Regions from separate parts of the Mus musculus genome. Here all the other regions are linked to region 1. A link is a loop called in an ENCODE intact Hi-C map of the cell type or tissue named here. Cell type or tissue: left cerebral cortex. All regions are shown on one strand. Region 1 holds the start of Insm1 (insulinoma-associated 1). Region 2 overlaps Ralgapa2 (Ral GTPase activating protein, alpha subunit 2 (catalytic)). Region 3 overlaps Ralgapa2 (Ral GTPase activating protein, alpha subunit 2 (catalytic)). Region 4 overlaps Ralgapa2 (Ral GTPase activating protein, alpha subunit 2 (catalytic)). Region 5 overlaps Cfap61 (cilia and flagella associated protein 61). Region 6 overlaps Ralgapa2 (Ral GTPase activating protein, alpha subunit 2 (catalytic)).

Region 1 (5,000 bases):
CATTTCCCCAGTAGACAGAGGACCACTAGTGAATGTGAAAGAGTAAGTCACATTTGCATGTATAAAGATGAGTACTGGTGAATTCACACCCTGTGGTCAAGGGCAAAAATGTCGAGGCCAACGCAGATGGCAGCTGCTGTTCCCGGAAACAGGTCTTGTCAAGCGGGTCAGACTTCATGTTTAAAAAAAAAAAAAGTTCTACTGCCACCGAACATCCATACATTGCCCTGTAGCTCAGATGGGGTGGTTCAGAGGAAAATCTTTATAGACTCCATATTTCCGTCTGAATTCCTTGTTCCCTGCCTGCCCCATCAGAGCTCTTCTAGGGAGATCAGCATAAATCTCTTGTGTCTCTTTGGAACCCTAATGAGCATTAGGGGGAAAAAAAAAAGCAGGAGAGTGACACAAAATCCAGAGCACACTGGTTTGTGCAGTGTGGTTCTGCTCCTTAATCGCACTTTCCAGAATACTGTGGGTGATCAACAGAACCCTTCTTCAAAGAGCTGAGTGACAAATAACGGAAAACATTGTAATTGCCTATTATTAAATTTAATACCCCAAACAGATGGTGTTCACTCCCTCGCCCCTGCTCCTGCGCCCAGTGGTTGGCTTACCTGACTGGAAACTTATTTTAGAGCCCTCTCTCCAAACCCAGTCGCTAAACTTGTGTTACATCCATATATACAGTTTCTGCCTTCTCCTACTTGGCCCTTTAGAATAATTAAAATTCTCCCCCACTATATTTGAGGAATGGCTATGACCAAATTACAGACAATGGAAGGATATGCTAAAGAAAAGTGGTGCCCTGTATCTGCTGTGCAGAGGGCAGTTTCTTTTGATTTCTTAGGCACACCTGAAAGAATGCTTATGTATGGCTGGCTCTCACTCACTATCTAGTACATTTCTGTCAGAAAGGGCAGAATCTAAGACATACAGGTTCAGCTGTGAAAAATCCCCGATTCTTGTGAGAGAGGAGGAATTTTCCTAACCATCGGAAGAAGGGTGCTTTTAAGAAACCACTAAAAAACACCATTTAAAATCTATTTTAGATCCTCCTTGGAGGGAACTACTTGATGCTGAAATAAGACCACAATATTTTGACTTTGAAAATATTTTATTTGAATAGTAAATATTTATACAGTTGAAACAGTTCTATCGAAGCTTTCTATAAATAGCTAACAATTAAGAAAATAATGTATGTAGAAAAGAGATTGCATTTAAAAGTAAGAGCTGTCGGTTGTACAAGGGCCTTGGGGCCCCTCAAGCAGAATAAAATGGTATGTTGTCTGTAATTCCCTCGATAGATAGAAAAGTTAAAACTTTCAGCAGACCCCTCTAGAAAAAACGATTCTTTCCTAAAATGCACAGTGAAATGTCAAAAGTGGCAGGGGGAAAGCTCAGAGAGAGAGAGAGAGAGAGAGAGAGAGAGAGAGAGAGAGAGAGAGAAAGAGAGAGAGAGAGAGAGAATCTGCAATCAAATAATATCATAATCTTCATAATTAATATAAATAAATAAAGAATAAATAACAATTGTGCATCAATCAACATATACATGTCAAAGGAACTCAATAGCCCTACCTCAACAAAGATGATTAAACCAAAAGTCTTCCGGGATATACTGAGGCAGTTACTACAGCATCTCGTTAGAACTCCTCCCACCCCCAAAAAACAATCCCCAACAGACAACAGGTCAAGGCATTTGTGGCTATACTAAAGAAAACTCTTTTTTAAGCAATTTGATTTGTTCACATACAAAAAGGTAAAGCCAGACTCCAGCAGTTCACAAGCCATAATAAAGCTAATCGTGTGGGAAGTTCAATTTACAGCCTGTGAAATATAAAGGCATTTTATTCCTCAAGATTCACCCAAAACAACCCGTACGCTACAGACATAGAGAGCAGAGATTGGTAGGCAGAGCAAACCGCATTTTCTAGACCATGAACACAGCGAATACTAGCAAGAAAAACAGCTTTGCCCCTCAAAAGGAGGCGTCCAACCACGAGACAAACGTATACAGCATTTTTTTCCTCCCCTGTACAGAAAGAGACGGACTCCTGTTGCGCCATGGGGCTTGGGGGGGGGGGCACAACGCAAAGGGGTTGGGGTCCAAAGGAGTCACAGCGAGAAGACCAGGTGGTCATGCTCCACCGAAGCGAAGCGAAGAGGACACTTTCACCCTGGAATGGGAGTAGGGGACCCCCAGATCAGGCATGGGGGGCGCTCTCTCTTTGTGGGTCTCCGAGTGAAGGCACAGTTCTGGGGGCCCCCGGACCGAGGGCGCACTCTAGCAGGCCGGACGCACAGGCACCTGAAGGAGGATCACCTGTCTATTCTCAGACGGGTGGCACTTGTTGATGTGCCGGGTCAGGCCCGGGGAGCTGTAGAAGGTGGCCGGGCAGTACTTGCAGGGGAACACCTGGGCAGCGTGCAGCAGGCGCAGGTGGCGCTCCTGGGCGCCCTTGCTGGGGAAGGTCTCCCCGCACACTGGGCACAGGTGGCACTGGGCGGTCGCACTCAGGCCCAGCACGCCGGCCGCCTCGCCGTCGCCCGAGGCCTCCTGGGGCGCCTTTTCGTCGGGCCCCGCGTAGAAAGCCAGGATGTCCTCGGCGGGGGGTGGCGGCGGCGGCGGGGGCGGGGGCGCGCCTTTGGCCTGCAGCGCCTGGTGATGTGCCAGCAGGTGCTTGCGCAGATAGGCCTGGCGACGGAACTTCTTGGCGCAGTGGTGGCACTCGTAGAGCCCGTCCTCGGAGCCTGACTCGGATACGCCGCCAGGGCTCGGCGTGTCCCGATCGCTGCTGCCGCCGCCCGCAGCCTCGCGCGCCTCCGCCCTGGTGGCGGCTTCTGGCTCTGGCGCGCGGGCCGCCGCGGGCACCGGCCGTGGTTTGTGCCAGCGGCGGTGCGAGGCCAGGTTGGCCGGGCAGCTGAAGACCTTGGCGCACTCTGGGCAGCGGTACTCCACGCGCACGATGCGCGAGCACTTGTGCTGCGCCAGCGCGAACGGGTCAGCGTACTCCTCCTTGCACAGCTGGCAGATGAACTCGCCCAGGGGTCGGGTCGCGCCCCCCGCGCGACCCCGCGGCGCCTCCACCGGGCCCTCCTTGATCTTGAGCCCCAGAACCGGCGACGTGGTCACCTCGTCCTCGAAGTGCAGCTTGCGGATGGCCTTCGGCTTTTTGGCGCTCGGGGCCTTGGCTGCCTTGGCGGGCGGCTCTGTAGCGACAGCGGCGGGGGGCGCCGGTCGCTTGCCCGGGGGCCGCAGGGCCGCGGCGGGGGACAGTGGAGGACCGGTCCCAGGACCCCGGGCCGCCTCGGCGCCGGCGGAGAACGCAGTGCCCATCTTGAGCTCGGCGGGAGCGAAGAGCAGCGCGTCTCCGCCGCAGGTGCCGCCGCCGCCGCCGCCAGCGCCGTTGGCGCCGCTGCCTCCCCCTGCGAGCAGCGCGGCGGGCGTGGGGAAGGACTCAGCGGACACCGGCGAGCCCAGGTTGAAGCTGCGCTCGAAGTACTTGTGCTTCTCGTGCTCGCGGCTCACCGGCCGCGTGGGACTGTAGAGAGGCGCCGGGTGCGCAGCCTCGGGGTTGCCGAAGTGCGCGGCCCGCGGGCCTGGCGGGGGTGGCGGCGGCGGGCCTGGCGCGCAGGCGAGCGCGGCGGCGAGCGCAGCATGGGCGCGCTCCGCGAGCGCCGGCGGCGGAGGTGGCGGCAGCGGCCCGGGGCTGGGCACCGGGGGCTCGGCGCGGGCGCCCCCGCAGCCGGGTGACAGCAGCAGCGCCCGGTCACTGTCCTCGCCGCCGCGGACCCGGTAGGACACGGGCGTGGACTTCTTGCTGCGCTTCACCAGAAACCCGCGGGGCATGTTGGCGCGGTGAAAAGGGCGACGCACTGGTTGGGTCCCACCTCCGTGCTCGGCCCTGGCGGCCCTCAGTGACCCCAGCCCATCGCCTGCACGCGGCGGCTTCGGGACTCCCGCAGTGCCCGCGGCTGCTGGCCCGGCTCTGCGCTCCGCACGCGCGTCCCTGTCCCCGGGCCCGGGCGCCGCTCCCTTTTAACGGGGGGAGGGGGCCATTGTTCTCGCCTCCCGCTTCCCCCAGAGCCAATCAGAGCGTCCGCAGCTCCTCCGCCGACGAGGGCGGGAGGGCGACGGAGCGGCAAAAAAGGGGCCGGGACTCGAGGGTCGCCCGGTAGGTGCGGCAGATGTACCTGAGGGCGCGGGGCCCCAGCGCGCGCCCCTCGGCCGCCCCGCCCCGCCCCGCCCCGCCGCGCCCGGCGCCGCCGCCCCGCCTGGCCCAGGCACACGCCCGGCCCCGCCTCCCTTCACGGTCTGCTGCTCCTCTATGGGGAGGCGCACGTGCCTGGGCTTTGTGTGTCTCCTCCGGGGGGCGCGGAGCCGCCAAATGGGCCCGTCCATCAGCACGACAATGTGCGCCCCCCTCCCGCGCGAGGATTACCCGCGGGTCGCGAGCTAAATAGCAACAAAGGAGAAGAATGGCCCCAAATATGTCAGGAGGGTTCAATCCGCGAGCCGGAGCCCAGGGGGAAATTGGGCGCGCTGATGGGGTGGGGGCAGGGGCGACCCGAGGGCCGCGGCTGCTGCGGGAGAAGGGCGCGGGAGCTCCGCGCGTCGTATGGAAAATCATCGGCAAGGGGAACGCGCAACTCAACTCCGGACAGCCAGTGGCCCGACCGTGCTCTGGCCGCGGGAACCCGGGCTTCAGAGAGTAAACACGTTGAGCCAGCGGGCTTCGGCGGAGCGCCGGGTCTGGGCTCACGGGCTCAACCTGCCGGCGGGCCTCGAAAGCTTCTCTCGAGTTGGAGAAACTGTTGGCATAGCACGTTTTCGATCGCCCTCGGATGCGAGGCTGCATCCCTGGCCTGCTGGCTGGCTTCCAAAAGGAACTTGAATATCTGAAGTTACGTTCCTTTCCCTAATATGCCTGAAGCCGGAGGATTGGCATCTTTGCCAGGGTCGGACCCAGGCTTCAGGAGCCTCCTCGCTGTCCAGGGCG
Region 2 (5,000 bases), 87 kb before region 1:
GCCAATATTCTGGTCAGAAATAAAGACTCTAATAAGAATGAGGAAATGAGAGGGAGAAAGGGGGAGATTTCTGTACTTTAAACATCTTCACTATGTTTTTTAACTGTATCCATGTGCCTGTGCCAGCTATTAATGACCAGCTGCTCCCTTCATGTTCACTGGGACACTGAAGTTCACAGTGCACTTTGGGGAACACCTGAACTGCTTCAGTGTCATAGCTGATGTCTGGAACTTGCTGCTTTATTGACATAAGTCTGATATTTGAATTTTGAAAAACACTAAATACTGTAACCAGTCCTAATTTTGAGTACTAATTGCATTTATTCATTTACCAAACAAACATTTCCTGTGGACTGTCTGCCAAGTTCAGTGCTAGACGCTGGGGCTACTGCATCACCTCAGGGACCCAGGAGCCCAGTCCTTGTTCACACATTTCAGAGATAATACCCAAGGAGTGCACAGGCTAACTAGTCCCCTTCTCTTCTGTGAACAAGTGAAACTGAAAGTTGGGGTGAACAAGAGTCAAGACAAGAGGGGCCTCTCCAAGGAGGACATACCTGGGCAGAACCTGGAGACTTAGAAGGAAGCTGTCTTTAGGAGCATGGGTGCACAAGCCTGAGTGCGTTTGGGAGGTTCACATTGTTTTATGTTAGTCCTGTACAAGTTTAGGTCCATCAGGGTGCCTGTGATGAACCCAAAAGTCAGCTGTGGTGGGAATGGCATTCTAGGTGATCCCCAAAAGAAGTTTCTCAGAGTTCTCATCTTAGAACAGCATGCTAAAGGACCCAGCCAGGGCTGCCTGGTAGACAGTGGATAGGCAAGGAGTGTGGGGGCCAACACATCCTATAAGCCCGTGCAGACCCCTGGGGGCTGAAGAGATCAGCGGTGCCTTGCTGTGAAGTGCCAGTGGTTTAATCTGAGCACTGGGGAATGAGCATGTGGCGAGCCTTTTAAAATAGAAGAGAAAGTTCCTTGAAAGGTCCTGAAGAATAAGCACTCTCCATTTTCCTGCTGTCTTCCAATTTAAACTGTTCTTACATTTGTGCTTATTATCACTCACAGTAAGGGAGTGTTAAATATTGTTTGCAGTAATTTTTTCATCTAAATTATATAATACAAATTTGATAGCAAATCTCTAAGCTTTCAACTCATCACCTGGAATCAATAGAATTTTGCATTTCATATACCATAGGTCATGTGTGCATGTATATTTTGTTCTTAGTAAAAAAAAAAAACTGTACAAAAACTTCTCATCTGTATATATTTTCTTGTTCATGTATGTGTATTTTAGCACCCCTCTCTTTGTTAGTTTGTTGTTAAGCAAGGAATAAGTGATAGTAAGGGAAACCTGGGTCACCTGTAATCTCTTTCCTGCTGTGGCAGTTTGCAGAGCAACTGATTGGCTGTTTCAAGGGGGTAGCACAACTCAGAGAGGGTATGATAGGGCCCTGTGGTTGTCCATGGCTCTGTGGCCATTCACTGCTGCTTTCTTTCTGCATTCAGTGCAAGTTAGGCTTTGGTAGAAGAGAAGAGTGTAACCTCTCGGCTTTTATGAAATCTTGGTCGGTCACTGAGGACACAGTTCTCCTGGCCAGCTGTTCTGGCCATGTGGCCCTGAAAGCCCTGCCTGTAACCCATCCTGAAATCCCCAGAACATGTTGAGGAACTTTGGCTCCAAATGTCAGGCATTGATAGATGTTGTTTGGTTTTTTGGGTTTTTTCCCCCCAAAGCCTGGCAGTATATCCCTTGACAAAGCTGTATTGGTATGAACCCAGGCTTGTTAAGGAAGGAAGCAGCCTGGGTGTGCTGCCCTAGAAGAAAACTTCACTTCAAGACCAAATATCAGAGAAAAAAATTACTGCTCCCTGCTTCCTTGAGATACAGGTCACTGAGCTGAACAATAACAAAAAATTTCCTTGTCATCCAGACCTTTTTATATAACCACCCTACGTCCCTGTTTTGCTTCTACTATTTAGATTACAATTGTGAAATAGAACATTGACAAGCTACTCTGTTCTTATCGGTGTCCCACACTTTCTAGGCCATTCTATGAACAACAGTCATGTTGTTCATACCTTCGTAAATCCTTTACCTGGGGCCACTTGGTTTTTTTTGTGTAGTGACTGTATGCTGGCCCATGTTGAGCTGATGACACCCGAAGCAGACAGCCAGTGAAATTACTTAGTTATCTCTGCCTCTCCAGTCCTTCCCCAGGTGGCCGATGTTTCACTTCCTTAGAATAAACTTGATTAGGATCCAGTTTCATGTAAATTTTAACTAAAAGTAAAAATGTGAACAGTTAAGTATCAATCTGACTCTGTAATGTTTTTTTTTTTTTAATTCCCTTCTGATTAACTGGGGATTGGAAGTACTGCCAAAAAAAAAAATTGTCTTTGGGGGGCTTTTTGTTTTGTTTTGTTTTTTAGCAGTAGATCTAGCTTTGGGTCAAAAGAGTTCTTGTGTACAGTTCTCTTGGCTAATGATCAAACAGTTGGAACTGTGTGGCAGAGGCACATAGAAGACTGAAAAATATCATTGTCTCCCATAACTTAAAAAACAAAAAATGTGCCCACAGTAGGACTGTATATGGAAAGCGCCCTCTAATGGCTCAGCCCAGCCCTCCTGTGCCTTCCTGTAACCTCCACAGTGAGCTGAATCAGATCTGTCAAGCATGCTTCCGTCCCGTGGCCACTGCACGGCTGAATAGTGAGAGCCAACACACCTACCATCTGCCTCTTCCATCGCTCGCAGGGCCTGCTCCTCTGCCTAGAGCACAGTAAATGGGAAGCTTGCCACATGTTATGTTTACAGTTCCCAAGCCAGCTAAACATTCCAAAATGAAACTGTGGGCTGCTGATAGAAGTTCCTATAAGCATTTGAGCCAAGGGCTTTCATTCTCCTCCTCAGAGAACTTGTCTCAGGGAAAAGGTTCCCTTGCCATATGCAATGTGCCCATTAGGAGGAGTTCACCCCAAATCAAGCAGATGGTGGCTTTCTAGAATAAATGTCCACTTCAGTAGAACAATAGTCTCCGTTTCATTTGCTATCTCTACTCTGGAACTATCCATATTTGATGGAGAGAGTCAGTGTGCCTAAGAAAAAGTAGTTTTATGCCTTGTTCTGTCACAAGTGAAATTAGCTTTCATTGTTAGCTAACAGGTACATGAACATATGGTAATACTAGAGCCTCTCTTAGATATGTGAGCTTAATAGCATTCCTAGATTCTGCTCCTAATGTACACAGCTTCAAAAATGACCCTTCCCTTTAAAGTTCTAACAACCCAAGTTCTTTCTTCTCCAGTGGGATCCTGAGCTTTTCTTCCAGGACAGACCTTTGATTTCTTCTGCCCATCTCCCCTCACTGTAGGAAGGAAATCAAGCCATACCATGTGTTCTGTTTCACCATGCACAACCAATTATGCATGTGTCAGCATTTGCAGCCTTCCTGCCATGTGCCAGGCACCATCCTAACCACTCAGAATATAAATGTGAATAAGATATTCCAAGGGAGAGAGGACACTGTTTGCTTATGGACTAGGCTATGAAAGCCCATTACATTTGAGAATGACAGATGCTTCCATATGGCAGAGCGTAGGATAGGCACATGCAGAAACAGGCACACAGCAAAGACAGAGGCAGCGAGAGCCTGCACAGAGCTGTGGGAGGAGTTCTGTCTGGGAGAGAACAGGCAGGGCCTGGTCTGTAGCAGTGGCAAGGGGACAAGTTGGAACCTATGCAGGGGTTGGGCTGATCCAATGTATACCCATAGACAAAGTTCTGTGAAACTGTGAAAGAGTAGGTTTTGAAGGAAGAGGTAGCCATAGAGACATAAGAAAAGGGAAGCCCAAGGAGAGAGAGAGAGGAAACATTGCTTTCAGCAAACTGGCCACACAAGATGTATACTAGTAGTTGGCTTCGTCTATCACTGAGGCCAATAGTCTCAGGTCTATGCTGAAGGTGGTGGGTTTGTACTAGAGTTTGTATATAGAAGGAGAAAACTGGGTGTAAGAGGACTGAAAACTGAGTTACCAAAAAGGGAAAAGTTAAGACATATCTCCGAAAAGAAGGAAGACACTTGTGGGTGGGATCGAGTGCTTATGGATGGGAAATTAATGAGAGGGAACTAAACTGAAACAGACTGAATGGCAGGCACAAAGCGGCAGCTGGAAGGCATGGATGATACTTGAGGAATTGGGGTCCTAAACAGTCCTACAACAAAAACTTGTAATGGCTAGCTCTACTGCGTGGTATGGACTCTACAGCACATTCTACTATAGGCAACAAATATGTGCCACATTCTTGACTGGCAGCTAGTCTCATCTTTCAGAAAACAAGAAGCAAAACGCAAAATGCAATACATAGGATTCATTTCTTAACAGTTTGAAAGAATATTGTGACTCTGAGTATTGCAGGAAATAGTGGGTTTGTACTAGAGTATGTATATGGATGAGAGAAAGCAGAAATAGGACTGTCCTCTAGACACGTGCGAAGCGGTGCAAAAACTAAAGTTGAGAGGGCCAAGTGCTACATTTTCCCATGGGTGAATAGAAGACTAAAGAAAGAAAAAAAAACAAGAAGTAAGAAGTGGAAAATTCCTAATAAGTGAGATCTTTAAATTATAAAGTTTAAAGTATGTGGTATGTGGGGGCTCGCACCTATAGTCTCAGCACTCCAAAGGTGGAGGAGGTAGAATGTCATGAGTTTAAGGTTACTTTCGGCTTCACAACAAATCCAAGGCCAGTCTAGGACACATGAGACCTGTCTCTAAACAAACAAATAAATAGGTAGATAAAATTTAAATTATTTCCCTGAAGAAGAAAACGGAAAAGCATGAAAGAGCAGCCAAAGTACTTGCCCAGGAAGTTGGTTTCTGATAAATTTGTGTTTAAAATCTACACATTAAGATTAAAGGAGGAGACCCAAGTGCTATAAAGATCAGCACTCTAATAATGTCCCCAGAGTCCCCAGCTTCTGGAGCTGTCATGGCACAGAGAGTACA
Region 3 (5,000 bases), 160 kb before region 1:
TGTTTATTCTTTATTGCAATTTCCTCTTCCCTTCTGAAATTGAGTTTAAAAACTCTAATTGCCCAAGACTGCATGTTTTGAAGACAGGCTGGGTCTTACTACAGCCAGCTCATCCCACATCTCTAAACAACTCTTCAGGAAAACTGAGAAGTAAATGAAATGTTGAAATGCTCTGCATCTGGACTTGATTTAATCTGGAAACATCATCTCCTTGGCAGGCTACAACTCTGCCAAATGAATATAAAGAAGGCAAACTGCAAGCCTACAAACTGATCTGTGCCATGATGACCAGACGCCAGGATGTTCTGCCAAACTCTGACTTCCTGGTGCATTTTTACCTTGTGATGCACCTGGGACTAACCAGCGAGGACCAGGTATCCTGTGATTCCTTTATCATGGTGTGCCATAATGGGAAACTGCTTGTCACGCTTTATATGTACCAAGGCTTCTGAAAATATACCAGAAATGCTTAGATCCTCAGTAGTTTCCACTTTTCACACATAGGTCTTCAAAAGTCTGACCAGGGCGTCTCCCATTCCTGCTTCTTCCCCTCACCATCTCTGCATGGACCTAACTAAATCTGAACTTTATTTTACAACCCATATGATCCAGTCTCTGCCTCTATTGTCAACTTGAAAATACCATCTCAGCTACTTTTTCTCTGTGGTTCTGGTCAATTTAAAAATATTTGGAGATTCATGTTTTAGTAATTGAATTCTTTTTATGAGGTACAGTTTTCCTATGAACTAAGGGTTTTGGCAGTTCTTGATGTGGAGTTACTTATATTTCTTCCAAAGAAATAGACATTTGGTTAAGTAGGAACAAAAAGGTTCAAGGCCTTCACAAAGCTACAGTCCCCTTTGTAGATCCTGGATTTAGGATTACAGGATGTGGCCAATATTTGTCCTGCCTCCCTTGGGAAGTCCCCTAGCACTTGTGAGGACAGGAAGAGTGATCCAGATAGGCATATATATGGACTTTTGAAAAGTGCTATTATTATCTTCTCCCTCCCTCTATCCCTCCTTCCTTCCCTCCCTCCCTCCCTTCCTTCCTTTCATATGTGGGGCTGTGGGCATTGTGTGTGTTCAAGTATGGAGGTCAGATGGCACCTTGCAGCAGTCACATGAGTCCTGGGGATTAAATGTAGGTCACAGATTTAGGAGCAAGCTTGGCATTTGTTTTTCTTTAAAATGTACTTCCATTTTTCCCGTGCTGGAGAAGTGGTCACCATATTCTGTGGTTCCCAAGTACAAGCTTTGAGCTGTAATCATTGAGCTTTGTTTTAGCCATGACCATACTGTCCCAGTGAGTTGTTCTTGTCATGTTTGCTCTAAGCAGCATCGGAAGACAGTGATAACAGCAGCTGGGATTGGACCCACAGATTCATTCACTTATTTCAGTAGATGTCTAAGTAGGGATATTGTGTGCAGTCCCCTGTATTCTCTGCTTAACTATTCCCAGCTGACCCTGCAGGTAGAAGCACCTCCTACAGAATGATGCCATACAGGACACCTAAGAAGATTAATGGGTAGAAACAGGAAAGAGAATCAACTCCAAAGATAGTAATGAGCTCCCGCAGTGTAGGCACCACAGTAGGAAGGTTGACTTAACTGCGCTCTATGTTAAAATAGTATTTTGATAAAGATTCTTCATGGAAAATATATGATTTGGGAATAATGGTCAACTGTAGAATTTTCTGATATAACAGCAACAACAATAACAACAACAACAGAACTGAAATCAGCACAAAGTAGTAGTACTAGAATGGTTTTTTTTTAGGAAGTTGCGTAAGAGCTGTGAGTTTGAAATCATGCTCTGTGTGAAGTGTTGGTGTGAAGTGAAGGAGTGAAGCAGGAAGTACGAACTCAAAGTAGCATGAGTATGTCTTTATGAATTGTTTGAAAACATTTTATTCAGGAAAGGTGTTGAGATTATATACTTAAAATTGTCTTCACATTTCAATGTACATCATGTTTTCAGTTAAAGGAAGACAGTTGTCTTGTAGACAGCACAATGGCAGCAGCAGTCCCATCAGTGCAGACATTAGGGCAGAATGGGGATATCATACATCTCTAGTCTATAATCACCCTATTGTGTGCACCACTAGGAGTCTGGATTTTTATGTGGCTTTAATAGAATTAACTATTTTACTTTAACCTTACAATTATTACTATATATTTTAGAAGCCCCAACTGTCTGCCAAACAGAATTACCCTAAAGTGAACTTTATTTCTTTGCCAGAAGAAATTTACCCAGAGTCCTTCTAATGAAAGAAACCTTTCTTATTTAAGTAAAAAATGTCTCTGGTTAATTAGTTTAACTTTTGGCCCACATGTTTAAGTAGATCATGGTGGTTGTTTTAGAAGTTATATGTACTTCTGGAAACACACGCTATATTCATTATAAAAAGAAAAGAAAACATTTGCTACAGAGAATACAGTTAAATTCAATTTTGTAATTGGTAAGCCGTGCACCTGTGGCTGGTACCATGTCAAGGCTTGTTTCCATGCTGTGAGAGTTGCAAAGAACCACACTTCCATCTATTGTGGCATGAAAAGGATTTGTTTATGCAAAGGGAGAAGTCTAGAGACTATCCTTGGCTTTAACAATAAATAATAGCAAATACTAAGTTTGCTATTTAAATTAAATACATAATCTATAAATAATGTGTTACATGAATAATTAAATGCAACAGTTAGGTTAAAATATTAGTATTTTAATTTAACCTCTACTAGTTTTATTTTACAGAGAAAACACAAGATGTGTTTTCTCCTTTGCCCTCTGGATGGCACACTTGTCTGCTCAACTCAGTTAAATAGTTCAAACTGGCCAGAAGAGCCAGAACCCTGTGACAGTGTGTGTGCAGCATGGTGGTTTACCAAACGCTTCTCCTGAATCTGATAGAATTGGGGTTGTAGCCACAGTGCTCAGTGAGATGCTGAGATGCAAACAAGTGCTCAGACATTAGATAGCTTTTCAAATATTGCTGAGACTCAAATGCAAAAACTATCCCCTCTCTCTCTCTCTCTCTCTCACTCTCTCTCTCTCTCTCTCTCTCTCTCTCTCTCTCTCTCTCCATATATGTATGTATGTGTGTGTATATATATATATATATATACATACACACACACACACACACACACACATATATATATATGGTCTTGTGTACAATCATGTAAAAAGCATGACTGCATCTAATATTATACCAAATTTGTTATGTAAGCCAAACAGCCAGAATGCCAAATGTAGTACTTCTAAAACAACATTTGTAATAGTATTAGTTACATCACTAACTTATTTAATAGACAGCATAATGGCCTTATCAGATGGCCTTTTCTCTCTCGCTGTGATGTAGTGTGGGTTTGTAATGTGCATGATTGTTAAAAGAAAGAAAGAAAGAAAGAAAGAAAGAAAGAAAGAAAGAAAGAAAGAAAGAAAGAAAGAAAGAAAGAAAGAAAGAAAGAAAGAAAGAAGGAAAAAAATCCATAAAATGGAGGGGTTTTCCGTGATAAAGATTCCCCACCTACACCCTAGTTTTTTTAAGACAAGCTCTCAATGTAGCCTTGACTCACTATATAGATTATGCTGGCCTCAAATTCATTGAGAACTGCTTGCCTCCCAAATGATGGGATTAAAGACCTGCACCACCATGCCTGGTCCTGGATTTTTTTCAGTGCTAGTAATGTTGTCACTGGTTCAAAGCCATGAAGGATCTTCCTGTTGCCTCTCCAGCCCAGCTGCACTGTGCCTGGAATATTGGGTGGAGGTGAGGGATGTTCCTGTCTCCTAGTGCCAGACCCTGTACCAGGAACAGTGTGGTGTCCCACTCATTCTTCTCCACACATAATATCTGCCCTATTTTATGAATAATGAAAGCACAAAACATCTTGAGAATTTTTGCCAAATGCCATGTATTCAAAAGGATGTTAGAATTCACAGAAAAGCTTTCTGGACCCATTGGGCTTGTCTTTTCCATTGACTGACAGCTAACTTGTTAGTCAAACACTCCTTGATCTCATTCCTCCCTTGTTTGGTTTTGCTGGGCCATATTCCTTCCCCTTCATACTCCTCTCAGAGTCCCCTCTGACCTTCAGATACCTTCCCAGTTGCTGTCATTTTTCCACTTCTCTTCTAAAGCTGTTCTTGGTTGCTCTCAGTTTGTCCTAATGTTTAAGCAGCTTTTTCACCTTAGTCTTCCCCAAAATATTTTGACATGAAAGGAACTATGATTTGGATTTATTAAAAACATTTCCTATTAATTTCATGATTATTTAAAACATATGGAAAGATCAATACGTGTGAAATGGAAAAGGACAGTTGAGGAAAGGAATTTTATTTTCATGTTTGTAAGAACATATATCAAAGACTGGAAAGTTTTCTTTTCTTAAAATAAGTAAACTATTTTTTAACAATGACTTACAGATTTACCGTCTTAATATAATTTAATTTGTCTGTTATACATCAAAGTTAAGTTCTCTTTTAAATGCAAAACTTACAGTAAAACAAAGTTATTGTTACAAATTTGCATATAGAAATTTCGGGAAATGTGGATCTTTGTCATTGTAGTCTATAATGCTATATTATCATATTTTCTAAGGCAGAAAAAAGAAAACCAGCATGAAACTTTCCTCAGGTGAAGAATGTATATAGTTCTGCTCTACAATAATCATTGACATACAAATTTGAATAATATCAGCATAATTTTTGATATGGTAGAATATGATATGATAAAGTATAACTGTAAAGAGCCTTCAGGAGGGCTGAGTTTTCGTCTTGGCCTTCATGTCTTAGCCAAGTCATTTGGCCTCACCAGGCCCTGGTTCCATAGTGTAAGAGGAGCATAATCATAGAGTTTTACTTCCTTTAGTAACTGTGAGTCCTTATGTGAAGATTGAGGGCAATTAGTGCAGTAGTTCCAAGAACCTCATGTATTTCATTTTTCCAATAATTGAGTACTGTGTTTGTTTCATTACCCATCTGCCATCTTACATTTTAATATA
Region 4 (5,000 bases), 130 kb before region 1:
AAGTACCCCAGAGGCCACATGGTAATAGTACTTATACTGCAAAGGGGCTGTGAACCTTGTTAGACGCCTGCCTCTGAGGTCAGATGAGACTGAGACTGGTGGTATCCACTGGGTGTATACCGTGGAAATACTCACCAGTCCTGATGTTAGCCAACTTTAGCAGCTCACAGTACTCATTCCAAACCTTCATATTTAAAAACTAAGCAAACCATTGCATACTGACTTTTATCTCTGATGCCATGGCTCCATTCCTAACTGATATCACTCCCCCCCTCCCCCCGCTTTGGATGACAACCTCCAACTTCCCTCCTTATGAATGTCCTTGCTTTTTACTTGAAAAAAATAATGTTAGGTTGTTCTCATTGCCCCGCTCTTTCAAGTTCATGAACTCCAAAATTATTTAAAGCAACCATGACAGCCATTTGTCTTTCTAACTGAATGAATCTGTAGAACAGTTTTTATAGCACTTGTTTATGTCAAATGTAGAAATGCTTTCTGTTCGCTGGAGGTTTGCATTTTCATTTAGGCAAACTTCTCGGCCTAAACATCCACAAGGAAAATAACCAGAGATAGTTTAGCACTTTATACCCAGAAGGAAAATGATAAAGATTCCCTCTCAAAACCAGGACAAAGTAAAACATGCTCTGCCAGCTTCCAGCCTATGTAAGAAACGTGGTGTTTCCCTCCTTGTGTGCAGGCACCCCGTTCAGAAGCTCTCACTCTCCTTGGTTCCCTTGTCTGCTTCCCAAATACCTACCAGGAGATCCCTCTGCTGCAGTCAGTGCCAGAAGTGAGTGATGTTGTCACGGGAGCGGAAGACGTCAAGGTACATAACTGAATCTTGAGTTTAGCATCTACAGCTGGAGCTACATCACTGTGTCTTCCATCCTATGCACTGACCTACTTTCCCCTGACATATGCTGTATCTTTTGAAAGCTTTGGTAGTTGTTTTCAGAAGTGTGTTGTATGAACTGTGAATGTATCACAGTCTTAGCATATTGCAGTTAGACCTGATAGCTCTGTTCCTCTGGTGGTTTTTTATTAGATCTGTTTATCGTTCCTAGGGATCATAATTATGTAATGAATCATCATTTGCAATAATTCTGTTAGCTTAGTTACGCTGCATTAGTATAGCAAATGAATTTACAAGAAATAATTCCAGTAAGCTAAATATTCAATTCCAATTGCTGGCCTGATTAAATGCTACTAATAACCTGAAATTCCAAATTATTTCTTGGGGAATAAAAGTAAAATTTTTTTTTTTTTTTTTTGGTCCTCAGCTGGCTTTTGAAGCAAACAAAAAGTCCCCGCATCAGTCAGTCAATCCATAATACCTGATTATAATCTGTAATTCAATGTACAGTGTCTAATCCAATCAAAATAAAATGGAGATTTTCCTATCTGGAAGTCTCAGATGCTTTGCTTGATTTCCACTGGATCCCTAGAAATGCTGTGCTGCAGATTGGCTCGGTTAACCAGGGAGGCACTTGCTGAGGTGAGCCAAGTTCTCCCTGAAGGAAGGGCTGCCCGAACTCCCTGGCCTTTTGCTAGCTCCAGGGTGCCTCTGACATGGTCAGCACATGCGGGAAACCAACAATGACATCAAATTTTCATTTACTGAATTTTGTGTTTTTAGCATTACCTCATAAATATTTTACTGAAGAATGCTACCGAGGAACCAAATGAATGTGCAAGGTAAATGATGAACAAGAGGTAAACTATGTTAGAATTTTAAGATGCACATTTGTGTATAAACAGTTAATGTTTTAAAAACTCCTTTACATTTCTCTCACACGCACTGAAATGTATAGTAAGCATTGTGTCAGAAAGTTGCTCTGCTTAGCTGCTCAAAATGTCATCATTACATGTGAAAAGGATGAAGTGAAGAATATTATAGAGTACATTGTCTTTTACATAAGAAAACACAAGATTAGAAATAACTGATGCTCTCAGTAAGGGGAGGGTAAAGCAGCAGTCCATCAAAGCTGTGTGTTTCCGGGAGGGATTCTGAACTGCAGAGGTGAGGATTTGTGTCTCAGGAAACATTTGGCAATGTGTGGGAACGTTGGGTGCTTCTGCCAAGCATCTAAGACTGCTACAGTCTGTGACCAAGATAGGCGGCTTTCTAGGCCAACTGTGGTAAAAAGTCCCCACCTCTCCTCTCGAGGAGAAGCAACACTAAGAATGCAGGTTGAGAGCATCCCTGTCTAAAACTCAACTCCCAGCCTCGTCAGGCCACTTCCGCCTGTGAGTGTGTCTCAAGGCAGTTGCACAGGTCATGGCCCTTAGGCATGTGGGAAGGCAGAGGTCTTATAACTCTTTAATGTCTTGTGCACTCCTGTGATTTTAAATTTTGTTAATTTTTGCTCTTTGTTTTTGGACTTTACCTATCTTCAGTAGATGGATTAGTCCAGTTTTCCTAGTCTGCCATTTTCATAAGCTATGTGCATTACCAGTTTGTTAACATTGAACTATACTTGGGTATGAGATACACCCACCTTGATTCATAGATTCTGGTTCAGAAAGTTATATTACCCCCAGCTTCTGTAATTTCCCATCCCCATCATGCCCTCATGCTGTTTGGATGTCAGACCAGAAGGTCATAAAACACATAACGGCTCTTTCTCCTCCACATGCAGATTATTTTTTGCAGCAGTAGATTAGTATCCCCGTGTGCTAGTATATCTCACTAGCAAAAGTGTCTGAGAATGTGTCCATTTCATCTTTGCTGTGAAATATTTGTGTGTTCTCTGGTTGTATGACTAGTCTTGTCAGATTTGTCACCGTTACTAGGCTTTTTAAACAGTACGTTTTTGTCTTTGCTTACCTCTCTATATTCATTTTTATTTCCAGCTTTGAGCTCTAAAACTCTTCTACTTTTGATTTTATTCTTTTGCTATTTTTAAAATATGTATACTTGGTGTATTTTTAACTTTTTCCCTTTAACGTTTACGAGTACTGGTAAGGGTTTATTGGTAAGGGCTACCTTTTGTAAAGTTTTAAGTTTTAATATGCAATATTTTCAATTCTGTTTTTTCTACTTTTTATTATGACTCCTTCATGGGATTGTACTTTTTATTAATTTCCAATTATATGGTTATTACTATCTTTAAAATTTTTAGAATTTTTAAAATTTTATATAAATTAGTAGTTTGCCTGAAACTAGATTTATACATGGATATGAGCTACCATGTTGGTGCTGAAACCTGAACTCTAGTCCTTTGCAAGAGCAACAAGTGCTCTTAACTGCTTACCCACCCCACCCTCTGTTTCTATCCTTTACTGCTACATTTGTTTCAAGTGATTATAGTGCACACCAAAATGCATATGTGATGACTGCCAAGCATCTAAGACTGCTACAGTCTGTGACCAAGATAGGTGGCTTTCTAGGCCAACTGTGGTAAAAAGTCCCCACCTCTCCTCTCGAGGAGAAGCAACACTAAGAATGCTTACCGAGCATTAGAGTTAATATTTATATTTGTTTTATGCCCCCATGTATAATGAGTTTTAGCAGATAGCTCATATATTCTCGAAAAGAATGTACATAGGGGCTAGAGAGATGTATGTCATTAAAAGTACCTGGTGTTCTTCCAGAAGACTTGGGTTTGGATCCTAGAACCCACATAGTGGTTGACAATCGTTTGAGTTCTAATCCTAGGTGATCCAGTACCCTTTTCTGACTTCCTTGTACACTACAAATATACATGCAAAACACCCGTAAACATAAAAATGAAAAATACTATGTTTAAAAAGATCAAGAAGGGAATGTATCTACTGTTCTTTATTAGGCATACTGTTCTAGGTATAACCTTACAGTGTTTTATGTAATCTGCATTCCTTATCAGTTATTATTATTATTACTATTATTATTACATAAGTCTATATAGTTATAATGTAATTAATAGTATATTATTATTAATTGATCATTTACTAAAGTTATATTAAAAGCTTCCCACTGTTGTATCTTAATCTATTTTCTAGTATTTCTGTCAGAGACTGTGTTCTTAGTTGCATAGACTTTTGAAATTGTCCTATCTCTATAGAGAATCAAATGTATTTATGTTTGTACAGATGATTTGTCTTATTTTAGAGACCACCTTATCTTGATTTCATACTATATAATACTTGTTACCTTTTAAAAATAGGTTTTTTTGTATTCTCTTTTAAATGCCTTTGCAAAAGCTATATATAATCTGGATTTTATAATTGTATAAGGTTGTGTAATCTTCATTATCTTAACTGAAACTTTAATTCATTTGTATTTGTTATTGCTAGTGATCTTTTGCATGTTTGTCTTTTTATTTAATATTTTATTTTGAATTGGAGCTCCTAAGTATTTCTCCTGTTTATTACCTTTGTTTCCTGACTCTTTTGCTATGCTTTTTTTTTAAATTGGCTTTTAATTTTTTTTCCATAGTCAATTTCATTGTCTTGGATTTCCATTTAGTTCTCATAAAGACTGTTTATAAAATGTAATATGGTTTTAGCAGTCTTGAAGTTAGTCTGTCTTTACCCTCTTCTAAACAACATGTCCCCTGCAACATAATCCATGTTCTTCCTGTCATTCCACCATTCCTGACCCTACCCCCCCCTCCACGTGACCTCCCCTTCTCTGCTTTACTCAGCACAGTAAAGTGACCCACAGCAGATTCCAGTCAGCCTATCCATGCTTTTGATCATTTCCAAATTATTTACCTGGTCATTTTCATGACTCTTGGCATCCCCAGCCTTAGCTATACTTGATACCTCAAGTTGGATGTCTTAATATTCAAATGTAGCACAACCATAACTGAGTCTTCTAGTGCCTATGACGTGCTTTGCCTTATTAAGCCTCAGATTTCACCTCAAAAACTGAAAATATTATCTACTCAGTTTTTCAGCCCAAGGTCTTGTGTAATATCTTTTGTTTATTTTCTTAATCTATCAAATTATCCTTATAATTCCTTTCCTTAACTTGTTTTATTTCCTTTCCCTAACTTGTTTTATTTATAGAAAGTCAC
Region 5 (5,000 bases), 270 kb after region 1:
GGGTAGCATATGGGGACAGCAGACAGATTTCCATGAGTTCCAAGCCACCCTGGTCTACATAGTGAGTTAGAGGACAGTCAATGCTACATAATGAATTCCTGTCTCAAAAACAAAACAGAAGAAAAAAATAATTTGAGATGGTGATGTTAACTACATTGATGTACATAGATTTGATCATTATATAGTGTATATTTATATATGTACTTAATAAAATTGTAGCTCTGAGTTTTCATGAGTGTGTATATGTGTGTGTGTTTGTAAATGTTTCATACGGCGAAGAAACACATATTCATAATCTTAAACTAAAACAAATAATACTCAATATTAAAATCAGGAATAAAGATCTGGAGAGACAGCGAGCCCTGAGCCTAGCCGTGAACCTTCCACTGCACATAACAAAGCTGTCCAAAATCGGACCTTAATAGCAACTCTCCTGGGAAAAAAACAAGAAGCAAACATCCAAAGCTTGGAGTTCTGAACACTGTCCCTTAAGCCCGTCTCCAAAATGGATAGAGGAACTTGCTCAACATACTAAATGCATTCCTTGGGGTAATCGATAATTTAAGATCTTGCATCATCCTTAGCGCTAATGATAATGGATGACATCAGCCTCAAAGTCTCAAATGGCATATGACAAAGGCCTGCCTCACAGAAAGAACACCTCGGCTAAGGAGAACCATCCATGCAGCAAAATCTCCAAGAGCCAGCACTCTAAAGCTGTGAGCACTGCCTACCGGGGTCAGACGAGAGGACAGCCCCGTCTCACTGTGAGCGAGGGTGGCAAGTTTACTGGGCGCCCCACCCTGCCATTTGCAGGGTGTATCCCATCCCCATGGTGATGACCAATCTGGGGTTAATAACTCCATCAGCACAAAGAAGACTAGAAACAGAGTTCTGAAAAGCAGCCATTCCTTTGTATGTTCATTCAGAGTGCTGCTTGGGTGGAGAATTCATGTGCTGGTCAGCGCTATCAACTATAAAATACTTTACTTTTAGGAGAACAGAAGGTCTAGCCCAGACAGACTTGTTCTCTTTTTGGGCACTCAAGTGTCCATCAGACCCTGAAAAACATGCCAGATCCCCACCCCCCCCCAAAAAAAATGGAGCTGAATTCAAGCCTTACAACCAATAGGCTGGCAAAGATACTCACTTGGCAATTTGTGTATCTTTCAAACTTAGGGCGTGGCAAAACTAAGAATGCCCTGTGTGGTGGCTCTAACCAGCCTTCCGGAAGACGAACATATTCATCCTTCACTATGTCACCTCGCCAGGAGGTACATGGTGGCACCCTAGAGCCCAAGAACTCTTCTTAGCAACCCGGTCAAGCCTCTTGGTGACAGTTTCGCAGACTGCTTCATGGCTGCAACATCTTGTCCTTTCTCTATAACCAGCATTCTAGAGGGAAGGCACAGGCTGGCTTCCCTTGAGGCAGAGAGATGTGTGTAACACAGGCTGCTAGCCAGGTCACTGTGCAAATCCTCAGGTGGGAAATATTACCCCAGCTCGGCGAGAACAGCACAAAGGCAGCCTGCATGTCCAAGAAACGTCCCAGACCCTTCTGCTGGCCTCAAAGCTTCTTCTTTATCTAAAGAGGCTGCACTCTCCAGTTAGACTTAAAAATATACTATTAAAAGAAGTTGCTACTTTAAATGTCACAAATACATTTTACTGTAGTGTATTTGAAAAAAAAAAGGAAGAATCCAATTTAGTTCTAAAGAATACAGCTTGCTTTGTCACATCATGCTTTCATCAAGAACAGTGTCTCAACATAGGACAGGGCAACATAAAAGTTGTTGCCAACTATATGTTTCTTTTTCATCCTCTTGCAGCGGAGGCGGGAGAAGTACCCTTTCCTTTCCAAGATCTCTTGTGCCCTCTAGTGGTCTTCTTATGGAAATTAACTTCCATCCTTTACATGGTCCTTTCTAGAACTTTAAAACTGGTGTTTAGAGTCAGTTAACTTCGGATCATTGGAAAATGTGATCTTTTTAAGTGAGGTGGATTTTAAAATTCCAGACGTTCTGAGTGATTAGAAGGGCTTCAAAGCATGCAGCAGGCCATGTAAGTTCCCATCATCCAGACCGCTGGGGTCCATGTGCCAATCTTGACAAAGGCAATCTACAGCTCCTGGAGGACTGTCCACCAAACCATGTCTGGCAGGGGGACTGGTGACAAATTTCCCGGGGCACAAGAAAAGCCCCGGCTAAATGCTGTAATTGTTCTACATTTCCTTTTAAAATGGGCCTGGATCCTCTTAACTTAGAGGTCAAAACATCAAATCCCCAGGAGCTGCTTAGAAGTCAAACTGGAAAAAAGCGTGAGACCATCAAATGTCTCGTAAAACTAACTTCTGGGGCTGGAGGGGTGGCTCAGTGGTTAGGAGTGCTGGCTGCTCTCCCAGAGGACCCGGGTTCAATTCCCAGCAACTACACCATTGCTCACCACCATCTGGAACTCCAGCTCCAGTGGACCCAATGCCTTCTTCTGGTACCAGGTATGCACATGGTGCAGGGACATACATTCAGAACTTTGTCTATTAAAAAGTAACTGCCTCAGGAAATGAAAGGTAGGTCTTTGTTGTTGTTTGGGTTTTTTGGTTTGGTTTCGTTTGGTTGGGTTTGTGTAACAACCCTGGCTTTCATGGAACTTAATTTGTGGGCCAAGCTGGCCTTGAGAAAGGTCGTTTTTAAAAACAAAACAAAACAAAAAAGCTTGTTTTAAATGTTTTCTTTTTGCCTTTTAAAGGTTAAAGTCTTAAATTTGTATTAATACAAATGATACACACTTGTGAGATGTGTGTGATGATTTTGGTACAAGTGTGCAACTGTAACAATCAAATCTGAACACATCTTTATCTCCTAAAACATTTACAGAGCTCCTGATTTCCTCTCTCCTGATAAAGAAAATTTTCATCTATTTGAGTCCACATGATTAACTGTAGTCATCTTTAAATAGGCAGGATGCCAGGCAGGAAACCTCAAGCTACTTCACAACACTACCAGACAGCATATAACCCTTCTCTTGACTTAGTCTTCCTTAAACCCACAAGGACCCGGAAAAGAAACCCCTCTACCACCACCGCTCCAAGGCCAAGCCAGTCTTTCTAAGCCGGGAACATCTCACGTCCACCACCGAAGATTAATTGAGCACACTGTAGTTTTTAAAGGTGTGTCCAGTAGCAGCTTTGCTTTGTTTCCAACATAATGAAAGACAGGGAAGAGTAACTTCCTTAATTAGTGTCTGAGTAGAAGGGCAGATTACAGCATCGTTTTCCACGCGGCTAAATCAAAGAGACAGGAGAAGGGATTACGGTGTTCATTCATTTGGTTCTGAATATGTTGCTAGTTAAATAGCGGAGGGCTAATTACATCCCCAAACCCTTCCCTGGTTTACTGTCTTAAGAACTGTGTTCATCACCATTAATTATCAGTGCAAGTGGCTACTGATGAAACAGATGTCAAATGTGGAGAAAATAAGAGTAATGTGGTGGCTTAAGAGGCGTGCGGCCACGCCTACTCCACCACGCTGTGCAATAATGCCTTTGTGTTTCTAGTGCTCTTAAGGGGGTAGGGTCCACACAAAGTTTCAAGATTTTAGACCCACAAGTTCTAAAACTCCAATCTGTTCATTTTGGATAGGGGGTTTTAAAAACGTTACATTTCTTTTTTTTTTTCTTTAATTTATTTATTTAATACATGTGAGTACACTGTAGCTGTCTTCAGACACTCCAGAAGAGGGAGTCAGATCTCATTACAGATGGTTGTGAGCCACCATGTGGCTGCTGGGATTTGAACTCAGGACCTTTGGAAGAGCAGTCAGTGCTCTTAACCGCCGAGCCATCTCTCCAGCCCTACATTTCTATACCTTCTTCAGGCAAAAGCATTGTCTGTGTCACTGTCTCCACCTGAACTCACTACTGTGCCCTCCTCTTATTGCATATGCCCCCTCCTCGTCTCTTTACACTGGGACAACATCCCCCTTGGGATTTGGTCCTTCGGATTTTCTGTGGTGTGAGCAAACAGAACAGTTAAGCCATCAAAGGCTGATGATCACGACAAGTTATCTAAAGGTTTATTTCTAGCTTTGTGGGCCCCCACTGGAAGGCCATAGCCCATGCTACAAAGTCTTAAGAGAGGAAAATGGGAAAAAAGAAAGAAAGAAAAGGAGAGGATGAGAAGCCAAGGGAGAAATTGAGATGGGATAGGAACTATCGATTGCTGTAATTGAGGGTTAGTACTATCAACTTGACAATATCTCTAGCATCATTGAAAGGTAACTCTCTGGTCACAGCTGTGAGAGACTATCCAGGTTAGGTTAGTCTCTGGACACAGCTGGAGAAGGTTATCTTGATTATATTTATGGAGGTAGGAAGCCCTGCCCACAGTGGGTGGCACCATTCCCTAACTGGGATCCTGGATTGTATAAACCTAGAAAGAGAGCCAGGCAGTAACAGGAGTTCCTGCTGTCTTCTGTTACAGTGTAACCACTGCTTCAAGCCCCTGCTGCCTTACTTTGCCACGCCTGGCTGTAGTCTTCAACTGTGAACTAGAAGGATCTTTTCCCCTTAATTTGCTTTGTCAGGGTATTTTATCACAGCTGCCTAGGAGCCAGGTGCTAGACTGAGGACAGCTTTTGTCTTTTCTCCTGTTTACCTATATCCTCAACAGGAGGGAGGGTACCAGGGAGTATGTCCACAAAGAAATTACCTTACTAAAAGGAATAAAAAATGGATCATTTTGATAGGCTGCTCGTGTGCATGGCACTTTGAGCACTGTATTTATAAACAACTTTTCTAATGGAAAAAAAAATGTCTTGGAGAACATGAGTAAGTCTTACTATTCCTCTGGAAAATGATAATTCATAATATCCAAATGAGTATACTAACTATATGTAAAAAACAAAACAAACAAACAAACAAAAACAAAAACCAAACAACAAGAACTTTGGAGGGCCAGTAAGAAGGCACAGCGAGCAACGATGCTTGCTGACAACCCAGAGTT
Region 6 (5,000 bases), 140 kb before region 1:
CCCCAAGTTATATACACAATCTCTAATTGCTTGTTAAAGGGGTTGTCTTAGGGTACTGATTGCTAGAGCTTTTTAATTTCTGGGGTAATGTATGATCAAAGTAACTTCTCTATGTTATCTCTGAAATTTTAAAAAATACCTTCCCTCAGTAGATTATTAAAACATTCATTCAATAAATTATTAGGGGGCCAGGCATAGTAGTGCCTCCCCCTTTAATCCCAGCACTTGAGAGGCCAAGGCAGGTAGATTTTTGTGAGTTAGAGACAGCCTGGTCTATAAAGTAGGCTGTTACACAGAGAAACATTGTTTCAAAAAAACAAAAACCAAACAAACAAAAAACCTAACTAAATAAATAATATTGAGTGAACCTTTGAAGTACGTTATATAGAGTAAAAATTCTTCATTTTGAAAAACATTGCTAGCACTGTTTACTTCTGTACTTTGAAAGCCTCCATAAAACATCTATTTGCATCTGCATCCCACTGCCTACTGCTCATTAAGGAAGGGTCATCTCATCTTAGGGAAGAGAGAAACACATTGCTTTGGGGGTGACCCACAGTATTGAATCCAGGCCTTGTGGCCTCAGTTCTAGAGTACTTCACAGGGTTTGAACACAGGGAAATTTCCCAACAGTGGTTACAGTAGAGTCAGCCTTGAGAGAAGGAAGGAATCATTTGATAAGAATAACAGCCTTTTTGTTCATCACAACCCATCCTTACAACTTTCTCAGGCCAGGTGGAGGTGGTACAGCCATGGTGGTTGGCCCTATGACATTGTAAACCTCCGTTTTAAAGACGAGTGCCTATCTCAAAGTAAGGACTTCTGGCAGCTAGTGATGTTTTTACAAGAAATTCATCATCATTTGCTTGTTAATACTATATTGTTTTAAAGAAGTTTCTGACAAAAGGTAATCTTTTTCTATTGTAACTTTACATTTCAAAAATGTGAGTCACTTTGAAAAAATGTACTAGACAAATCCTGCTTGCTTTATAGTGAGGCTACTACAAAGGGCATGAGGACTAGCCCTGGTGTGATGGGTGCGTGCTGAATGCCATTCTGTCTTGTTCATATGGAAAGCCCTATAGGCTATGTAAACTATCAGACCAGGAAGGATTTTATTTTGAATTTTCAAAGATTGATGGTAATACCTTGAGGTGGAGGAGTTAGAGATGAGTGGAATCGCTTCTCGGCCTTTTGACTGAGATCAAATGTAGAGATGAGTAGAGCTCATAGTGCATGGTCCTCTGTTGGGAACATGGATGGCAGATGCTCTCCTGAGTGCCATGTGGCTACTCCTAATTTTAAAGTGTTATCTCAAAGGTAGACCTTTTGGACTGCTCCATTTCAGTGTAGATAAGCAAAGTAAGCCAGCATGTGGTGGTAATTTGGCTGACTGGTCATATGGCCCCCTCTTTAACCCCCGAATTAACCCTACCCCAGTGCTGTCCTTAGTGACTATTGCAAAGGCACACTTTCTCTCCAGGCTCTGTCTTACGTGGGTGGTAAAGTAGGGCAGGCTTGCCATCTGTCATTGTCCCTCTTTTTCCCATCTCTTTGCCCATAGAAGCAGGTTCAGTTGAAGTCACTGGCCCAGGTCCAGGGAGTGGGTGAGCCCTGTGACTTTATCTCAAGTACTTTGTCTCTGCCATCTCTAGCACCAGTGACAGTTTTGTAGTTTCTGAGTGTATGGTTTTAACCCCCCTAAGTCTTTCTGCATACTCACCAATGAAGCAAGTTTATAAACTATGGTTTCAGCTTATTATTCAATTCCTAGTCCCCACAAACCTATTCCAGAAAACCATCTTTAAACCAAAATTTCTAAATTCCAGTGGTGAAAATGGCTCATTTGAGTTTAGTGTGTGCTAAATGCTTAAAGGTTTTTAAAGCCCTTAGGCTTCAGGGTTTTAGCTCCTCATCTCACCAGATGGAATTAAGGCAAACATAACAAAGCTAACATCATGGCTGTTTGCATTATTAATCTTCAGATGCATGGCATTCTGGTACCTTGCTAGCCAGGTTTGCACGAATCCATTCATTGCAGCATATGTCAACAGAAATGTGCTTCCATCTGCTGCTGGAAAGCTTGATGCCTGATATTCTGAGACAAGGCCCCAGCACAATGCATACCTCTGTGAGTAATTACAGGTGTGTGGTGAGGAGCCCAGGGCATTAATCAGAGGCTTAATTATGAAAAAGGTAGATCTTTTGTTCCACTCCTGGAGCATGAGTCTACTACACACTTTCTAACCTGCAGCATCCATCTGCTCAGCCCAGAGAATGTTTGTCTTGGCTGATATAGACCCTAAAGTGTATCGCAGGATGTGATTAAAACAGGCTTAAATATTAACAGGGAAGAAACCTTGGTTTAGGGTTTTTTTTTTCCAATCCCTTCCTTTTATCTATCTGTCATCTATCTATCACATATTTTCCTCTTATCTTTTATCTATAAATCATATATATCCATTTATTTTGTGTAAGAAAACGTTCACTGAAATGCCAAACTTCAAGTTTTAAACTAAACTACTTCTCATAAGTGAACACTAATATAGTAAGCATTACATGGTCATTTGAATCATGTAAATAGTATTATTTAATGTTAATTATATCTTCTGTAAGAAAACATGTCTTGGGAAAATGTTATGTGAGCACATGGAAGTTGTGTTTAAGAAGACAAATCATAAAATGAGGTGAATCTTACTATGAAGGGCCTAAGATAACTATGGAAATTAATATGTTGCTATGCTTTGCTCTAATAGTAAGTCAGGATTTGTTCAAGTAGCCACACTGACAGCCAAGGTTCTTACATTTTGCTATTTACTTATATATTGACACTAACTATTAGCTGCACTACAGCAAGTCACATAACTAAAGTACTTCAGCATGTGGTTTCGATTTGTGTGCCTGGCCAGAGTCTGTGCAAAAGAAGATTGTAGTTTTCATACTAATCCCATTTATACATGCACATACTCACACAGATGGCTTTAGAGGGGGTCTGGGCTGTAATGGTGTGAACACTATCCTGTGGTGGATTAGATCCACCAGAAGCAGGAATGAAGAACTCTGGCTTGGGGGCCGGCCAGCCCTCCACGGGATTCTATTATAGACACAGGATGGAGAGCTGTCAGGGAGATCATCCTGATGCCGAGCTCTGGCAAATGGCTGCTGTTGGCTTTGTGTTTGCACCTCTTGTGCACATCAGATCTGTGGCAACTCCCTGACCTTAGTGTCTCATGAATGTTACACCATTACCTTAACACTACCCACATTCCCATTTGTTAATGCCTGAAACTCACAGGAGTGGTCATTTCCATACCTTTGCCTATAAGCTTTTCTAACAGTGTGCTCTAACCTCTGGGGACTGAAGCTAAAGCAGGAGCCCAGTTTTTATTTTACTGACAGGTGTTTGCAAGTTTTATTTATACGTCTCTCTTGGCACACCTGTTCAAGGAGCCCATTGTTAAGTGGAATACAGGACAGATGTTTAGCTAGCCTCGGTGTCACAGTGTGGCTTTTGGTGTCTCCATTCCCTTTACCAAAAGATATGTATGAGAACCATTGGAATTATGCATCCCCCGTACTCTTTCGCACAAAAACCTAACAGAGTGTTCTGCTATCTTGTTAGTGGTAGTCATACATACATGCAAAAAAAATCACTTTGGAATTTTGTTCTTGACATTACAGTTGTGTTTCCTTATTTTCATTTTCAGGATGTCTTAAACACCATCATAAAAAACTGCTCACCCCGCTTTTTCTCCCTGGGTTTGCCTGGCTTCTCTATGCTGGTGGGGGACTTTATCACTGCTGCTGCCAGGGTCCTCAGTACAGACATGTTGGCGGTGAGTATGACAATGTTCAGCATCCCAGCTCCTGGGAGACTTCACAATTGCTAACAAGGCTCAGATTTCTCCACTCTTAACAGGTGTTGACTCATTAGTGCGATGTGAAACTGGGCTCTCAGAGTAGATACCCTGGCAGCTGATCTGTGAAATTGTAGGATCAGATGACATACTGGTACTGGAAAGGCGTTTCATCAAAAGGCCAAAGTGTGAGAAATCATATCCCCACTAATATGTCAGCACATTTACAGGGAAGCAGGGCCTATCCTAGAGACACTTATTAGTATTCTCTAGTAAATGATATTATGGTTATAAATGCAGTAAAGAGAGAATCTGAAGTGTTTGTTTGAAGTTATGTGTTGTTGTTTTATTAATAGTTTTGGCTACTGTGGATCTCATAGAAATAAATAGAATTTTGTGGTTCTAGATTTGGAATCAAATCTAGGGCGCCTTATATGTCAAGCTACCACTAAGATATAAAGATGATGAGATTTTGATTTACCAGGGATTTACATGAAATTAGTATGAGTAGTCACAATTCTAAACTTTGTCTGATACATGGTTAATTTCTCACTTTCCATTGGAGGTGGTTAATGCTTGTAAAATTAATAATTTGTGTTCGAATTTTTATGCCTTAATATTTTCTTCTGAGACTAAATTAGAAAGTAAAGAGATTGGGAGAGACAAGAACAAAAGGGAAGAATGAGAAAAGGAAAAAAATGAGTAAGAAAAATGTCCAATTTCTTTAAGATGCCAACTTCCCCCTCTTGATTATTTCTGAATTGGGGGAAATCATCTTTAAAGAACCTTCTTGCTAAGTGTTAAGACTTCAAGTTGGCTTGGAAAAAATGACTTGGTATAGGCAAGACAATCATACTTCGTTAGAATTTTATTACTTGCTAGGAGGAGTTCTGTAGAGCACACTACAGCCCTTTATGCTATACCACACATAGTGGTGCTCCCTGTGGACATGGGTCTTTTGCATACATGAGCTATTGAAAGTAGCTTCTAGACATAAGTTAGTCAATGGGCATATAAAAAATACTCAACATCTTTAATCAGAAATGCAGATTAAAACACAAGATAATAATTTCTACTGTTAAGAGTTGCTGTCATCACAAAGGACAATAAGTATTGTTGAAGATATAGAGGAAAGGTAGTCCT

What was found. Hi-C counts contacts between places; a loop is a spot of excess contacts. Peaks named below come from ENCODE experiments on the same cell type or tissue, not always from the same donor. Only the 100,000 strongest peaks of a DNase experiment are listed, where the experiment ranks them.
Region 2: it touches region 1 in a loop (2.2-fold over the local background); 5 of 42 quality-filtered maps call a loop at or near these places.
Region 3: a loop joins it to region 1, with 2.1 times the contacts of the local background. A loop is called at or near these places in 8 of 42 quality-filtered maps.
Region 4: a loop joins it to region 1, with 5 times the contacts of the local background. A loop is called at or near these places in 2 of 42 quality-filtered maps.
Region 5: a loop joins it to region 1, with 2.7 times the contacts of the local background. A loop is called at or near these places in 19 of 42 quality-filtered maps.
Region 6: it touches region 1 in a loop (3-fold over the local background); 2 of 42 quality-filtered maps call a loop at or near these places.

What each region holds. Positions count from the first base shown.
Region 1 is chr2:146,221,116-146,226,115 of GRCm38, reverse strand. Insm1 (insulinoma-associated 1) reads right to left here and starts at 4,119. Exons shown (of 1, transcript NM_016889.3): 1 at 1,096-4,119. The coding sequence starts at 3,850. The coding sequence ends at 2,285. In left cerebral cortex, a CTCF peak has its summit at 2,815; DNase peaks (open chromatin) are centred at 3,532, 4,025, 4,325, 4,871 and 2 more places; H3K4me3 peaks cover 3,461 bases; H3K27ac peaks cover 1,676 bases.
Region 2 is chr2:146,308,211-146,313,210 of GRCm38, reverse strand. The region is part of intron 38 of Ralgapa2 (Ral GTPase activating protein, alpha subunit 2 (catalytic)); the gene reads left to right. Among named protein-coding and RNA genes, the nearest start is that of A930019D19Rik, 51 kb to the right of the region's middle. In left cerebral cortex, CTCF peaks have their summits at 2,633 (motif pointing left) and 2,930; DNase peaks (open chromatin) are centred at 2,753 and 3,590.
Region 3 is chr2:146,382,602-146,387,601 of GRCm38, reverse strand. Ralgapa2 (Ral GTPase activating protein, alpha subunit 2 (catalytic)) reads left to right here. Exons shown (of 41, transcript NM_001033348.3): 24 at 219-374. Among named protein-coding and RNA genes, the nearest start is that of A930019D19Rik, 130 kb to the right of the region's middle. In left cerebral cortex, a CTCF peak has its summit at 2,781; no DNase peak of the experiment used is centred here.
Region 4 is chr2:146,353,783-146,358,782 of GRCm38, reverse strand. Ralgapa2 (Ral GTPase activating protein, alpha subunit 2 (catalytic)) reads left to right here. Exons shown (of 41, transcript NM_001033348.3): 26 at 698-826; 27 at 1,637-1,695. Among named protein-coding and RNA genes, the nearest start is that of A930019D19Rik, 97 kb to the right of the region's middle. In left cerebral cortex, no CTCF peak of the experiment used is centred here; DNase peaks (open chromatin) are centred at 811, 1,533 and 2,070; H3K27ac peaks cover 1,843 bases.
Region 5 is chr2:145,954,510-145,959,509 of GRCm38, reverse strand. All of the region lies in intron 6 of Cfap61 (cilia and flagella associated protein 61), which reads right to left. Among named protein-coding and RNA genes, the nearest start is that of Cfap61, 22 kb to the right of the region's middle. In left cerebral cortex, a CTCF peak has its summit at 1,879 (motif pointing left); a DNase peak (open chromatin) is centred at 1,846.
Region 6 is chr2:146,360,227-146,365,226 of GRCm38, reverse strand. It overlaps Ralgapa2 (Ral GTPase activating protein, alpha subunit 2 (catalytic)), which reads left to right. Exons shown (of 41, transcript NM_001033348.3): 25 at 3,708-3,836. Among named protein-coding and RNA genes, the nearest start is that of A930019D19Rik, 100 kb to the right of the region's middle. In left cerebral cortex, no CTCF peak of the experiment used is centred here; DNase peaks (open chromatin) are centred at 1,569 and 2,035; H3K27ac peaks cover 550 bases.